Linked DNA regions of Homo sapiens: region 2 is linked to region 1. Evidence: chromatin loops called from intact Hi-C (ENCODE). Cell type or tissue: prostate gland. All regions are shown on one strand. Links, peaks and the distances in the headings refer to the core of each region. The heading gives the core; the rest is flanking DNA.

Region 1 (5,622 bases), core at 162-5,161:
ACTGGAAAATACCTGGCAGGGTCCTCAGCGTGAATTTCATCATGTAAGTGAAAGTTTTTCATTAAAGTATGTTATCCCATTTTAAGCATAGTTTTCCTTAGCCTTATCCCTGTTTTCAAGGTCTGTACTATTTTACAAACAGGTATGTTTTTTTTGTTGTTAAACTAGACTTAGTGGGGAAATGCAGAAAAAGAAAATGAGGAAGATTATTTAATATGTGGATTCTTATAAAAGAAATTCTTGCAGCAAAAATGAAAGTGTCTACAGGCCATGCCATGGACATTATACAAATAAATAAGGAAGCCATTTGGATGGTTTACATGACAATTGTCTAAGTTCCTCCTTGTTCCACCAAAGTTTCTAAATCAGTTTAAAGTCTTTTTACAAAATTCTGTAACTTGAAAGATGATACATATTCTGATACATATTATTCAATAATATCAAAAATGTGATTTTTGTTGAAAATTAATTATACAGGTTTTGGAGGTTGCTTTGATACTTTTTAGTACTCTAGAATAGCATTTTTGACACATCTTTCCATACTTCAAATGATATTCATGATCTAAAGGAATTAAAACATCTTAAAATAATAAGAAAATAATTTCCCTCTTCAAGTTCAGGACCTCATAACTTTGGTCTCTTTTAAATACCATAACTAAAAATAGATGAGGCCCTCATGAATTCATTCAACAAATATTTAATGAGGGTCTTTTTCTGACAGGTAATGTTCCCTGTGTGAGGGATACCAACCACTGTTCCCTGTGTGAGGGATACCAACCACAGTGGTCTAACTCTGAGACACGCGTTAAACTTTAGAGTTTAAGCTAAAAGTGCTCTGGTGCAAATAATGGTGCTCTCCCTCAATAAATCCACTGGCTTGTTCGCCAGGATCATTCGTTGGCCTAATCATCTTAACCTAGAGAGAGCTCAGGCTTCGTAGCTAGCTCAGGTTTGCAGGCAGGTTTTCATATCATGTCCATCATCTCATCACTGAAAATTCATAAAAATTCTGTCATTAGGTTTTTCTAGATATTAATAACATTGTTGTAATAAAGCAACCCAGACCTCTCGTTTCTATGTAAACAAAAAATTGCTTTACACAAGGGGTGTGGGCGTCTTCTGGTTTTCATTTGTTTTCAGTGTGTTTATGCAGCTTAATTGTCTCATCAGGCACTTTCCCAACATAATTATGCTTTTTAACAAATGGTGTTTATGGCAACCCCTAACAGTGCAAAAGAAAGGATTAGTTTCATCCTCTCATTCCACATTTTGATTCCCTGTGGACAGCTAAATCACACAAAGATGGTGTTAGAAAAATTCACCTTCACAGCGAAGCTGAAATGAGCGGCAGTACCAGGCTCAGAAAGTGACCCAAACGCAAGCCCCCCAAAACACTCTGTGTTTGGGACAGGGAGATCCTAGTCCTCCCAGCTCATCCTTCAATTACCATTGGATGACCTCTGGTGATAGATTAAACACTCGGCCGTCCCCCGCCCCCGCGCCTCCCCACCCGCGGAGAACCTAGCCTAGCAAGTGCAAAGTGCAGCAGTTCACCTGCCCCCTGCGCACGCACCCCACCGGCACTTGGAGGCCGCAAGGACGCTCGCCAGGCTGCCGCAACGCGTGCTGGGGCCAGAACCCCGCTGCTGGGATTCCCTGCGCGGTGCCGACTAGGTTCCTGGGTGGAGTGTCCCAGGACCACGTGGGCTGAAAGGGAACCCGAAGTGACTCCCGGCCTCCCCACAGGTCTCGCGGGACGCAGCAGCGGCGAGGGCGCGGGGTTGTGGCGCCTGGGAGCGAGGGGCAGCCGGCGGCTGCGCTGCCCCGGCCGAGCTCTCGAACCAGCGGCCGCGCCTGCCGCTCTGCGGTTTGGGAGGGGAGCGGACCTGCGAGCGCCGAAGGGCGGTGGGGCAGGGCGACCGCCCAGCCCAAGTCGCCGCCGCGCGTGGCCCGCGCGCAGCCTCCGCCGCCGCGCGTGGCCCGCGCGCAGCGTCTGCCGCCGGCTCCGCCTCCCGGACGCCCGGAGCGCGCCCCACCCCAGCCGCACACCGACCGGGCTGGCTCTGCCTCTCCCTCCCTGACCCGGCACCACGTGCCTGGCGTCCTTGAACGCTTCAGATTTTTATCAGTGTTGCCTTTTCGTTTGCTCTTCCGTATCGCCAGACCCTCCACAATTCTCTAGTCAATTAATGACTTTAAAGGGGCATTGGCATCTAATGATCAGGTCTTTGCCTATTGATCATGCACCAGCAGGGGGCTCTTCTCTCGTTTCCTTGGAAGGGACACACGCACTCACACACACCCTTCTGGTAAATCCCCTCCTGGAGGATTAGTGCCCCCCGTGACTGTGAACTGGACCCACCCCGGGACAAAAGCAGTCCTTGCGCATACCCATTTAGTCAAAGTTACAACGAATATGAATCAGGCTTCCGCATTTCCTTTTTTTCTAGGCCACTCAACCTTGAAAACACATTTCGCTTCCAAAAAATCAGGACCTGCTTTTTTTTTTTTCGTGTAGCAAGGATTAAATGTCACCATTTTGATCCAATTTTGTTCCTGTAGTGAAATAATCACTAAATAACTACTTTGACGGAATAAATTAATTTTTAAATCTATTTTTTATTTTCTAATTATAATTTTTAAACACAGATTTGAGGAAATTAACATTTATGTGGACATTTGGTTTCTAGCCTAATGTGGCATAAAAATAAGTAACATAATGAGTGTTAAAAAAAATCAGGTTCATGATGCTTCTCACATCATCATCATTGTACTTAGATGTCACAACAGTATTATGTGCGATTATGTCAGATCCAGCCTTCTCCATCTCGGAGTGTTGGCAGGTAGGAGGGTTGTTGGCAAGAGGAGGGGTGTTAACCTCAGGATCCTGGATCCATTCCAAGGCTGGTAATTACATTCTGCCAGCCAAAATTCATCCCATAATTTTAATTGGATAAATCCTTTCTGGCCTAAGCTACTGCTATGCCTGTCAAACTGTTGCCACATTTCACCCCAGAGGTGTCTGTGTTTTAGTTGCAAGAATCAGTCCCTTTGAGGTTGGCTTATCTGTTTAAATCCTCAAAATGCACTGGGATCCTATGGAATTAAATATATATTTAGGTATTTTTTTCTACTAAATCTGCATAGAAGTGCATAAAGTAGATACATACCCATGTTATTACCTAAAGACCAATACCTATCTAATGTCAGCATTCACTAGATAATTTTGAGAGCTTTTTAATCAGACCAATATTCCTAACTTTCTTCATCTTCTCTTTTGAGAGCTTTTTTGGCCTCTAGCTTTAGCTTCCGTTTTCCAAAAAAAGTAATGTGGTGTCCAAATGTTCCTTCCATGGTAGGGCAAAGAACCAGAATCCCCTGTATTTCACCTTTCCAAACAATCGGATAATGATACTACTTGCCAAATGAGACAGCGTAATAACATTACATCTAATCTTATAATATTTCTCCAGAGAAAACAGTGTGACACCTGGGGGCTTCATGGTTCTAGCTGTAGAAACTGCCAGAAGGAAAGCTTTTCCCCCCACAGCTCCTAATCCTCTCTTTCTCCCGAGAGACTGTTCCTTACGGAGCTACAGGCTATGGGGGCATTAAGTAAGATAACATTTCTGAAAGCATCCCTTTCTCCACTCTACTCACTTCAAACCCAAATGGAGAGAAAGCAGGGCCCCAGTGTTCTTTGTGGGGGGCAGCATCCGGCCCCTGCCTGAGGAGGGTAAGCATGTATTTTTGGAAAATACAAGGAGACACATACCAACCTGTCCCATGAGAAGTTTAGCGATACGATTGAAAGTATTATTTTGTTCTCTTCAAGAATGGAAAGTTACCATCGGTTACTTTAGGTGTACCGCATGTACTCCTGCCCATTTCACTACATAAAAGAGCTTTATGTCACATTTCTGTGTGCATCTTAAGTCTCTCATTTTTATTTAACTTAGCATTCTTTGGAGGGAGTCTTCCTACTTTTTGAATTAATGTATTATTCTGACTCCTTGATTCTTCTGCTAAATTCACCTTGTGGGCATTAGTTCTTTTGCTCATTATGGTTCCTGTCCAGAAAGATATAAGCCCTGGAATAGAGCAACTGAAACTCCCATGGGTCAGTTCTATCTACGACAACTGCTGTTCTGTAACACTCCCATTGGCTTCCTGTTAGACAAAGAGGACACTTTTCTTTACCCTTTGTTTTCGTTTTTGCAAGCAGGGAGAACTTAGTTCTTGTAGGAGACTTTCCTGACCCAACTGAGCTGAAGAGGGTAAAAGGGAGAGGCTGTGCTCACTGTGGCCTCACAGATCTACCTGAGCCCACAGCCCAGGTGTTGGTTGAGCAGGGCCAGGATGAAGGTAAGGTCAGTGAGGCGTTCACCCTGGGCACAAAATGTAAGTAGGTGCCAAAAAACTCAGGGATGCGACATTTTTTAAAATAAAAATTAATGCAGAAAAGAAATGTGGTGAACAAAATATCAAAATCTTAAGTAAAGACAGGATCCGACCCTGCACTTGCCTCTCAACTCAGCCTCACTGACCTCACCCTGATCCTGGCCCTGGGATTGTCCGCTTGTGCCAACCTGTTTCTGATTGTAGGCCTGAGAGGAAACTGTGCCACTCCGCCCTGCCTGCATCCTTTCTTCTGCCCCACAAAATGGGCAACAAAACCAACAATGTCAAGGATAGAAATTTCCAGGCCAGTGGAGACATATAATTCATACTCTGTTCAAGAGTTTCTAGACCTCCATAGATAGGAGACAGCCAATTTATTTCAAAAGAAGGCAAGCCAGGCGCAGTGGCTCACACCTGTAATCCCAGCACTTTAAGGAGGCCAAGGCAGGCAGATCACTTGAGGTCAGGAGTTTGAGCCCAGCCTGGCCACCATGGTGAAACCCTGTCTCTACTAAAAATACAAAACTTGGCCAGGTATGGTGCTGCATGCCTGTGATCCCAGCTACTCAGGAGGCTGAAGCATGAGAATCACTTGAACCTGGGAGGTGGAGGTTGCAGTGAGCCAAGATTGTGCCACTGCCCTCCAGCCTGGGTGACAGAGCAAGACTCTGTCTCAAAAAAAAAAAGAGCTGGGCGCAGTGGCTCACGCCTGTAATCCCAGCACTTTGGGAGGCCGAGGTGAGCAGATCACAAGGTCAGGAGATCGAGACCATCCTGGCTAACACAGTGAAACCCTGTCTCTACTAAATATACAAAAAATTAGCCAGGCATGGTGGCGGGCGCCTGTAGTCCCAGCTACTCAGGAGGCTGAGGCAGGAGAATGGCGTGAACCCAGGAGGTGGAGCTTTGCAGTGAGCCAAGATTACACCACTGTACTCCAGCCTGGGCAACAGAGCGAGACTCCATCTCAAAAAAAAAAGAAAAGAAAAGAAAAAGAAAAAGAAGGCAAAACCTTCTTGGAACTAGGAAAAGAATCAACTTTACGTACCTGATACATTTCAGAGTATGAAAATTAGGTTTCCTATTGTGCAGCAGAATTTTGAAATGTTTTTAAAGAACCTCCTAATTAATACTATCTATATTATGGGTTGTTTTTTTTTGGTGTAGCATTTGTTTGTGTTCAGGAAAACATGAATAGAGAATTATCCTTAGAAAGACAGA
Region 2 (5,622 bases), core at 347-5,346, 1.5 Mb before region 1:
TGTATCTTCTCGTTCACTGTCTCTTCCTGCTACCTCTGAACTTCTGTCACACATTCTATTTCAGTCTTGCTTATGGCTGCTGTTATCATCACCATTATTTTGTGCTACCACTTCCCAGGTTCTCCGTTACTCCAGATCTTTCTCTCAAAAACTCAGGCCTGATGGCCTCTGTTTTTCTTGAGTTCACTTCCTCTGTCAGTCCAGGATATCCTGTCTTCTTTCTTATCCCCTAATTCCAGCCCTACACACTCCCCAGGCACAGCCTTCCTGTGACCCTTGTCCCAGCCAGGCAGGCACCAGATCATTAACTTTAGATTTTCTGACCACTCCTCAAGGAAAGATGGAAGATCTTTTCCTTGGCTCCAGCTAGGGATGTGAACAGACACCTTCCCCACCCCCTGCAGCCCTCTCACTAATAGGTAGTCAGGATGGCAGCTTGCACCTAGGCATCTGGTGAATTCAATTCACTTCTCTCAAGTAATCACTCTGCAAGGGCCCACTGTGTGCCAGGCACTGGGCCATGTGCTTGGTAGGCAAAGATGAATCAACTAGGGGCTGATTATTATCACAGGATGCAATGCAAAGCAGCCTCCTGGAAGAGGCAGTGGTGAATTCTGCTGTGAGGGGTTGGCTGGGAAGGCTTTCAGACGCAGCAATGCTTGTACTGGATTTGCATGAGAAGGAGAAGAGAAGACAAGAGGAGACCATTCCAAGAAGCGGTAGCCACTTCTGTAAAGGCGTGTAGTAGTACACAATGGGGGTGTGGTTGAGGAAATACAAGTAATTATGTTTTAAAAGAATGACAGTGACAAAGGGGAGGCATAGTGACAGCCACCCAAAGGTTTAAGGGAGTGATGTGATTTGATTCCTCTGGCGAGAAGGTGGTGGTTGCACTGGGGAGAAGGGTGTGGGGAGGACTGGAATAAGGCTGACCAGAGAGGACACTGTCATAGGCAAAGGAGGTCACAGGCTAGAGAGTGACAGTAGAGAGGGGAGGAGGGGCAGATTCAGTGTAATGAGGGGTGCATGACCCACCTGGTACCTTGCAGTGAGGTTAGGGTGAGGCAAGCTCCTGCGGAATTAGAAAATCTCAGGCCATAGTTTCATTCAGGCCTGGAGAAGGTTGTAACATCTTAATCCTCAACTAATTCCCGCTTTGCCAGAACGCTATAACCTATTTATAAAAGTACCCTTGTCAAGGATACTTTTGACCTTGTTCTATGAGAAATACACACATGCATCCATATATATGCATACAGAGTATGTGTAAGATATATATATAAATATAAATATATATAATATTTATAAAACATATGGATTACGTATGCCAGGGTTCTCCAGAGAAACAAAGCCAAAAGGATGTGTGTGTGAGTGTGTGTGTTGTGTATGTGTGTGGAGAGAAAGAGAGTGTGTGTAAGAAATATTTATTATAAGGAATTGGCTCATGCCGTTATGAATATTGGCATTTTCAAAATCTGCTGTAGAATTCAGGCCTTCAACTGATTAAATAAGACTCGGCCACATTATGGAGGTTAATCTGCTTCATTCAAAGTTTATTTAAAAAAAAAAACCTTTGCAGCTACATTTAGACTAATGTTTGACCAAACAAATGGGCACTGTGGCCTAACCAGGTTGATACAAAATCACAGACACTTTGCTTTACCTTCTTCCCATGTTCCCCCACAAAAAGGTGAATTCTGGCTTTGTGTTTGTAATTTTGTACTTATCTGCAACTTTAGACTAATTCTCAGAGTCTGAAAGAATAAAGATGTTTTCTAAGAATAAAAGCATTATTTGTATATTTGCTTCTAACCCTATATTAAATATCTAAACTGCATTAATTCATTAAATGCATCTTTTTACTCATACCCTTTTCTTTAAGTATTTCTTATGTGCTATCCCATTAACAATGGATACAGTAAGAATTATCCCTGTTTTGCTGGTGATGATCTGTCCAAGGTCCCTGGCTGGTGCACACTTTGCTGTCAAACGTTCTTGTTCTACCTCACAGCAGCTTTTGCTGATTCCAGCGTAAAGTTGCTTCTGTTTGTTCTCAACAGTTGTCCATCTCGCTGATGACTTATGAGGTATTTATTTTGCCTTGCATCTTTTGGAAACTTCTGAAATAGTCCTTATTTGTCAGTTTGCCAGTCCCTTGCCTACGGAGTAAATTTTAATGAATTTACTTGGGGAATTTAATGATGCCTTTATTTTTAAATTTTTTAATTTTTCTTGAGACACAGGGTCTCACTCTGTTGCCCAGGTTGGAGTGCAGTGGCACAATCATGACTCACTGCAGCCTTGACCTGGGCTCAAGCCATCCTCCCACCTTAGCCTCCCAAAGTGCTGTATTACAGGCATGAGCCACCACGCCTGGCCCTAATTATGCCTTCAGGAGAAATAAAGCCCATGCCCCAGATGAACATGGTTATTTATCTGAATACAGTATAAATGTAAATTGGGTGGTTAGATTTTGATGAATGGTATTTGAACTAAATGTTAGTAATGAGAAATAGGGATAGGCCCAGATGATTTGTGATATAGATGCCAATTCATATTTTATGATATCTATACAAAACAAGGAAATAACCAAGGTGGATGCCTTATTAGATCAGAATTGGGGAAATTAACTTTAACACGCAATGTGACCTTTGTACTGTAATCACCAATGTACTAAGCTAATCTGCATGAAGTCATGTTTTGGGAATTTGCTTATATTTATTCATCTTTTTGGTGGAAATAGCAATGATGGTATTAACAATTGGTATCTCAAACAAAACTGTACAGATATAGTCATGGCAGAGAACATGCTTTATGGTTTGATTTGTAAAAATGTTTTACATAATATTTTTCAGTGGAAATCTGAGTTAAAAATTAATTTTTAAAGGATACCTAAGGGACCTACATTTTAGAACTAAAATGCTGAAGGATCAACAAATAAATATGAATACCTATTAACTATAAAAGCAAGAGAAAAAACTTTTCTCTATAATAATCTACAGAAAAAAGCTCAAATATTCAGGAAGTCAAATGGGTATAGAAATGTTTACTTAAAATTTGAAACCTTATAATATATATTTTAACCAAATAGTATTTTTACAATTGGTATAATTTATGTAGACAAAGGAGAGATTGATTTCTATCGAGTGCTCGCTTGCATTTTTGAGGGATTGAATTAGAGATGCCGTGGGGTGAATGGCTCGCAAATTCCACGAAAAAAACCTATCCCAAAATGGACACAAGAGGGCGCCAAAGATGCAGTAGCTGATGGAGATTTAATGGACGAATACTCTGGCACTTACAAATGAAGCCATGTTTATTTTATTCTGGGTAATATATTATGCACCTGCTTGTTTTATTTTTTAGACTGATTCGTGTCAAATGACTTTCCAGAAATATGACATGTGTACTGGATCCAGGCAGAACTAATCTTTCAATGTAGAAGTAGTACTATTTTGTACAAACTATATTCCATGATATAATGAAGTTTTACTTTATTGTACTCACTCTAAAGAGAATTAAGAGAATGTAACAAGATGGCACATACTTTTTCAAGCATTTTGTCTCTGTAACTCACTAGGAAACAGTTTTTGATTATGGGATATTTACCACACACACACACACACACACACACACACACATACCCATACATACAAATTCCTTTGTTACAGGAAAAGAGTAGTGAGTTTTTGTCTAGAGGATTCAGGGACTAATTTAGGGCTGAGACTTCCAGAAAAAAGAGGACACAAAATGATAACTGAAGGAACTAGAGTTTGCCGTGCATGAGGAAGAACTAAGTCATTTTGGTCCTATAAATGTTTGGCTTATATGTTATTTTGCTAGGGCTGCTATAAAGAAATACTTTTGTCATCACAAAATAAGCCAAAATGGGTGGCTTAAACAATGCTATTTAAATAAATAGCATTTATCTTCCCACAGTTCTGGAGGCCAGAAGTGCAAGATCAAGGTGTCAGCAAGATTGGTTTCTCTTGAGGCCGCTCTCCGTGGCTTGTAGATGCCCATCTTCTTATGATACCCTCACGTGGTCTTTTCTCAGTGCGCACGGAATCCTGGCATGTCTTCACATGTCCAAATTTCCTCCTCTTATGAGGACACCAGGGAGATTGAATAAGGGCCTACCCTAAAGGCCTTATTTTAACTTAAACACTTCTTTAAAGGCTCTAACTCAGTGGTCTCCAACCTTTTTGGCACCAGGGACTGGTTCTGTGGCAGAAAATTTTTCCACAAATGGGTGGGGTGGGAGGGGATGGTTTGGGGATGATTCAAGCATATTACATTTATTGTGCACTTTATTTCTATTATTACATTGTAATATATAAAGAAATAATTATACAACTCACCATAACATAGAATCAGTGGGAGCCCTGAGCTTGTTTTCCTGCAAGTAGATGGTCCCATCTGGGGGGTGATGGGAGACAGTGACAGATCATCAGTCATTAGATTCTCAAAAGGAGCACACAACCTGGATCCCTCACATGCGCAGTTCACAATAGGGTTGGCACTCCTCTGAGAATCTAATGCTGCTGCTGATCTGACAGGAGGAGGAGCTCAGGCGGTAATGCAAACAATGGGGAGCCGCTGTAAATACAGATGACACTTTGCTAGCTGCTCACCTCCTGTTGTGCAGCTCGGTTCCTAACTGGCCACACACTGGTACTGGTCTGTGGTAGGGAGGGGTGGGAAGTGGTTTAGGGACCCCTGCTTTATCTCCACATATGGTCTTATTCTTAGATAATGAAGGTTAGCGCTTCAACAGATACATTTTGGGGAGACACAGTCCAATCCATAACATCTTGGTTCCTTGCTTGTGTAAGTTTAGAATGGTGGAGGGCAATGGGCTCTCTCTCTTTCTGAGTTTACTGACCAGCTTTCAGTGAAACAAGCTCTGTGCCCTGCACACATCAGGTACTCAATATACATTTGTTGAGTGGGTGAATTTCTGCCTGGAAAAGTGACACATTTTACTTTGCTTAGCCTTGCCTGATATCTTCAGCTGCCTGACAGGTAATAATTAACTGTTGAAAGAAAGGCATAAATACTTCCTTTTAAACATTGACATTATGTCCATCTGGTGAAAGAAAAGGATAGAAGCAAATAAAGAGAGTTCAGGAAATGCTAAAATTTCTTTGAAATAATTTCATTGAAAATTAACAAGTTGATTATTGTGAAAACAGATTCCAATTTACACATAATGGCCAATCATCTAGTTTTCCTGGCCTCTGATGAAACCCTTCCTACCTAGAGTGATCTGCTTTTTACCCCACCATAATGGTTATGGAGGGCTTCTTAGGTTAATTTGCCTTTCAGACTTCAACCGCTTAAAGATAATACATTTAACTCAATTATAAGCTGTCGCCCTGTTCACAGTGCAATTTCTTCTGCCCTGGCATCCCTGCCCCAACACTTCTGCTGCTGTGCCCACCCCTCACTTAGGCTGCAATAACTGAGTTCTTTGCAATCGGACAACTTGTACGGGGTCTGCAAAACTCTAGCACAGAGGCCGGCAGGGGCAGTTAAAAATCAGAGTCTCCCATTTTCAGAATTGCTCTATTTCAGGATGAATTTCTGGCCACAAGAAGACAAAGTGAGGTCTCCTGGGTT

Evidence for each region. Hi-C counts contacts between places; a loop is a spot of excess contacts. Peaks named below come from ENCODE experiments on the same cell type or tissue, not always from the same donor. Only the 100,000 strongest peaks of a DNase experiment are listed, where the experiment ranks them.
Region 2: it touches region 1 in a loop (4-fold over the local background); 18 of 110 quality-filtered maps call a loop at or near these places.

What each region holds. Positions count from the first base shown.
Region 1 is chr2:199,849,186-199,854,807 of GRCh38, forward strand. It overlaps FTCDNL1 (formiminotransferase cyclodeaminase N-terminal like), which reads right to left and starts at 2,007. Exons shown (of 5, transcript NM_001363886.2): 1 at 1,555-2,007. RefSeq lists a silencer at 1,788-2,067 and an enhancer at 1,899-2,473. In prostate gland, for the core only: a CTCF peak has its summit at 2,211 (motif pointing right); DNase peaks (open chromatin) are centred at 1,566 and 2,036; H3K4me3 peaks cover 1,455 bases.
Region 2 is chr2:198,306,619-198,312,240 of GRCh38, forward strand. All of the region lies in intron 2 of LINC01923 (long intergenic non-protein coding RNA 1923), which reads right to left. Among named protein-coding and RNA genes, the nearest start is that of LINC01923, 66 kb to the right of the region's middle. RefSeq lists a silencer at 3,087-3,381. In prostate gland, for the core only: a CTCF peak has its summit at 3,274 (motif pointing right); a DNase peak (open chromatin) is centred at 3,236.